2 separate regions of the Mus musculus genome follow, and region 2 is linked to region 1. The links are chromatin loops, found by intact Hi-C in ENCODE. Cell type or tissue: heart. All regions are shown on one strand.

Region 1 (2,500 bases):
GAGTTCATGATAATCTGGCTAAATTAAGAGAGACCATGCTGGTAATGATGACACATACGTTTTATCCCAGAATTCAAGAGGCAGCTGCAGGCAGAACTCTGTGAATTTAAGACTAGCAAGTCCTCAGAGTGAGTGAGACCGTGTCTCAAATCACACAGACAGACAGACAGACAGGCTGACATACAAACACACAGCATGTGACTCTGATGAAGGCGTCACTATATAACTAGTGCCAGCTTAGGTCTTGCATGTCTCCCACAGGCGTTGAGACGTTGATCACTAGCTGTCATGCTCAGAGAGGTTATGGGATCTTTGGGAGACAGACAGGTGACAGCATGGTAGGTCACTGAAACTGTGACCTTGAATAGAGTGATTTGGGATCCCAACCCTTTTACTTCCTGCTGCCAAGAGGCAAACATTCCCTTTATAACACACAGTCTTGCCGTGACAAAATGTGATAACACATGCCCCACGCAGCAGCTAGATCACGAACCAACCCTTTCAAATCAGGAGCCCAAGTATCTTTCTTCCTGAAGGCTCCGGGTGTAGATCAGAGGGGAGGGGTGCAGCCCAGAAGAAGGAAACTCAGCGTAGGAGAGGACCTGGCTTCAATCCATAGCCTTAAAAAACAGGCAAAAGAAAACAAATAACATTCCACTCGTCCAGGCGCTAAGGCACTCTTCGATGCTGACAGAACCATGCTTTCCCCTGTTCAAAATCCAATGCCTTCTCACTCTTGGCTCTCACGTTAAAATACTTACGGTTTAAAGAATTTCCCGATATTTAGCCAATGAATTTCACCTCCACTAAAACGCTGGGTTCTTTTTAGTGTGCCAAGAAGGTTTAGACTCTAGTAAAGTTTTCTTTAACTTCTTTCTGTCTCTTATGTATCTACCTCACTTCCGTAGAAACTTCGTGTTCCTTCTCTGGACTCTTGGGACTGCCTGTGTGTTTCTCTGCCAATGGACAACCCGTTCCTCTCCCAAGTTCACTTGGAATCTGGAAGCTAGCTTAGTGGACACTACTGTAATAAAACACTAGCCTAGATGGTGATATACCATCTTTTAGGGATACTTTCTCATCTTAGTTTTATTTTGAGAAGTGAGTTGACTCTTTAGAGAGGGCAGGACTCCGCAGCAGTGTAATTGCTTAGCCTGCTCCAGGCCCTGGGTTCAGTCTCAGTATCAGAAGGAACAAAGTGAATTGACTACCCAGTCTTTCATGTTTGGCAGATTTTAAGCCCCTGAAGACAAGATCTTTTCTTATTTGCATATCATTGTAGGCTGTGAGATTGGGACATTTAAATACTTTTTCAAACAGCATGAGATCCCTTCATCTTTAGAAGTCTTTCTTTTCTCACTAAGCCTTAAAATCAAGACAATTTCATTCAGTAGAAAAAGGAAGGAAGAGAAAGAAAAAGAATGAGAAAAATGAGCAAGTCAGGTTTTATTATCAATCATTCTGAAAGCCATTTCTTAACTTTTAAATTACTCTCTCCCTGAGCAATGGCTAAGGCATTTGATTCAGAAGTGGTCTCTCAGCCGTCCAGCACGTAGGGTGCCAGCTGAGATGCCAGGGCAGAAGGAGGAACTCACTTGAGATGTACCAGTTTTGTCATTTTAAAGACTGCCCTGGATGTGTGAGGTATCTGGCTGCAGGGCTAAAGCTGGCTACTGCTCTGTTTCAGAGATGAATTTAAGCTCACAAAGAGAAAGACCAGGGTCGGGGGTTTTAACCCGATGGTATTTCTGCTCTTCTTGTCTCCAAACTTCTCTCCAAAGACACCATGCCTCAGCACCCCTCCCTTCCCTCCTAGACCAGTGCTTGCAGAACTCACAGAACATCCTGTCAAGCTGGGGTGGATTCTTGAAAGCGTCATCTGCAGACTGTGGTTCTGGCCTGAGTGTATTATCAGTCTAAAGCTAGAATTCTTTAACCTTTAGAGTCGTGGACGGCCCTAGTTCACAAACCTGCTGCAAGGTTTTGTTCTCTGACATCCCATTAGAAAATGAATGAGCCAAGGCCTCTGCTAAGAGTTGGAGGGTTAAAAGAAAAAAGAAAACGAAGGTAAACTAAAAACAAATAAGCTAGCAAACCAAACAAGAGCAAGCTGAACAGGCTGGCTACTGTTTTTTCTTTACTAAAAAAGAAGAGAAAGAAGTAGGGAGAGGGCTGGTGAGATGGCTCAGCAGGTAAGAGCACCCGACTGCTCTTCCAAAGGTCCTGAGTTCAAATCCCAGCAACCACATGGTGGCTCACAACCATCCATAACAAGATCTGACTCCCTCTTCTGGTGTGTCTGAAGACAGCTACAGTGTACTTACACATAATCAATAAATAAATCTAAAAAAAAAAAAAAAAAAAAAAGAAGTAGGGAGAGGAGGATGAAGAGGAAGATGAGGAAGAGGAGGAGGAAGGAGCTGGAGAAATAGCTCAGTCAGTGAAGTGCTTCGAGAGCTTACCATTCAAGTCTGAGGACTTAAATTCAACCCCCAGCACC
Region 2 (2,500 bases), 71 kb before region 1:
TGAGCTTACTTGGTGTTCCCTTGTTCCTCAGGAACTGCCTTTGATTCTTTCTCTGGCTTCTGCTCGAGCGATAGCCAGAGTCCCTACAATGGCACTCTTTGTCTTTGTCATGCAATCCGCGAGAGTAGAGGTTGCGTGCATTCTGACGGACCGTGAGCAGGTCGCTGGGTCCCTTACACTTGTGGATTCGGAGCTTGCCGGATGTGTCCTCGATGCACTGCCAGTTCTGCAAGAGCCAGCGGGAAGCAGTTGGCGATGCTGAGCCAGTTGTTATTTACAAAGCACCCTAGCAGTAGCTAGGTGTCCGTCAGTCCGGTCCCCCATCATCACCTCCCCCCTCCCCCACCCCTGCCCCGTCCCTCACTGCTAATTCCATTAAGGAGCATAAATGAAAGGGGACTGGCTTTTAAGTGACCCTGCAGTAACTGCTCAGTTCTATTTCGTTTGTGGCAGGCACATACAGATGACAAATCATTGGGAATCAGAACTGCCTCGATGACACTGGCGCTGATAAATGAATCCTCCGCCCCCAGACTAAACAGTCTTGAATGAACCGTGTTAAAACCCTTAGTGTCCCAACACGGAGCCAGCTGTCAGCGCTGCTTCCACCAGGACCCCAAACTGCCCCATTTGTTCTGGAAAAACAAACTTGCCTGCTTTGTTCTCTGCCTCTTGGTTTCTAAAGTGAGCCTGGGCAGAGTGGCAGAGGAGCAAGACGGAGAGGAATTTAATTTGAGGCCATTACCGGCAAAGCCAACTCTGGGTATCCCAGACATTGGCAAACTCATCGTGTTTTCTTTTGATTTTCCTTCTTCTCCTACAAACTCTTCACGCCCGCAGCATGTGGTGGGTCCCAGGGAGACTGATTCGACCTTCCCAGAAAATGCGCTCTGCGGGGGTGGTAGTGGGGGTCGCATTGGGGTTCCTAGTTCCTGTTTTGTCCACAGCTGTGGGAATGCAGCAAGTTCACAGTTCTGGTTCCAACAATGTCTTTTCACCCCGGGAGGCCTCTCAGAAGCCCCTCTCCATTCGAAAGGCCCAATAACTTCTTTACATTTCAGTTTTTCTCTTACAAGCCCTAAAGGACTCACTGGTCAGTAGGAAGAATCCTGGCCTTCATTTGAAGCTATGTTAGCAAGACAACAGAGTGAGCCTGGATAAGGACTAGCACTGTTAAATGTATCCTTTTCTCCCTCCCATATACAAGTGTCGCCTGTGTGCTATTATTGTGTGTATTTCAATGCATAGGTTTCTAAGCTGACACCAGCACAATATACGTATGCTCTAAATATCCATGCGGGCTGAGCCACACATAATTTCAGATAAGTCCTGTCTTGGTGGTAAGGACTTTAATCCTAGCACTTGGGAAGTAGAGGTAGGCGGATCTCTGAGTTCAAGGCCAGACCAGTCTACAGAGTAAGTTTCAGAACAGCCAGGCCTACACAGAGAAAACCTGTCTCAAAAACCTAAAGAAGTCATGTGTGAATAGGATACCCACTCTAGTAGTGTCTATGAGTAGCTCATATCTCCCACTGGTAAGCCAATACCACCAGGAGGCGTCTCTGATGTAAAAAAGCTTGGCCAAGCAATGTGATGGTTCTGTCAGCAGATAAATCAAATGCATAGTAAATCATGGGCAAGCCTTCGCCGTGAGCAAGGGCTCTGCGGTTAACATCCATTTTCATCAAGAGAGCCGCATGCCTGTGCTATATGTATAATTATCAGAGCAGCATTGGGGCTTTCGACCCCACGCCCTGAGCATCTAGAACTCACGCTATGGTCCCACCTGAGCCTCCACACCTCTGCTGTTTCCAAATGATTATTTCAAGCCATGTTACATTCGTCTCTTTTCAGGCTTGGCCTGAAGTGCCTTGAACCTTCAAGGTCTTCACACAGAAGAGCAGGTTGCTGAAGAAAAGGCAGCTAACTACCAAGCCACGTCAGGAAAAGGCAACACAGACCACAGCAATGTGAGGACCAAGCTGCAGAAGATTAAGTAGAGGCTAGCGAGGAGGCTCAGTGACTAAGCACTTTCTGCTCTTCTAGCACATCCAGGGTCAGTTCCCAGCATCCATCTGGACCAGGCAGCTCACATCCACCAGGACCTCCAGTCTCAGGGAATCTAACACTCAGATAAACCAATAAATCTGGTAGCTGATGCCTGTATTCTCAGCACTCAAGAAGCTGAGACAAGTCTGGAGGCAGCTTGGACTGTAAGACTCTATCTCAAACAAACAAACAAACAAACAAACATATGAATAAATTTGTTTAGGCCCAACTCAGCCGTGTCACAAAGTTGGGAATGAGTCCCAACTTTGACTAGATACTGGCACTTGTGATTAGAATCCTACGTGATTTTAATGTCTTTCATGGACCTCTTTGCAGCTGGAATCTTTGCTGGGGAAATCGGCAGAAGGAAAATATTTCAGTCTCAATAGCTCAGGTGTTTGAGTCTTTGAAAAGGATACAGACATTTGGGGTTTGTGTACATGGAAAGATG

What was found. Peaks named below come from ENCODE experiments on the same cell type or tissue, not always from the same donor. Only the 100,000 strongest peaks of a DNase experiment are listed, where the experiment ranks them.
Region 2: it touches region 1 in a loop (4-fold over the local background); 4 of 42 quality-filtered maps call a loop at or near these places.

What each region holds. Positions count from the first base shown.
Region 1 is chr1:12,762,776-12,765,275 of GRCm38, reverse strand. The region is part of intron 2 of Sulf1 (sulfatase 1); the gene reads right to left. Among named protein-coding and RNA genes, the nearest start is that of Sulf1, 72 kb to the right of the region's middle. In heart, no CTCF peak of the experiment used is centred here; DNase peaks (open chromatin) are centred at 585, 945 and 1,795.
Region 2 is chr1:12,833,839-12,836,338 of GRCm38, reverse strand. Sulf1 (sulfatase 1) reads right to left here. Exons shown (of 22, transcript NM_001198565.1): 13 at 10-226. Among named protein-coding and RNA genes, the nearest start is that of Sulf1, 140 kb to the right of the region's middle. In heart, a CTCF peak has its summit at 1,557 (motif pointing right); a DNase peak (open chromatin) is centred at 188; H3K4me3 peaks cover 910 bases; H3K27ac peaks cover 1,185 bases.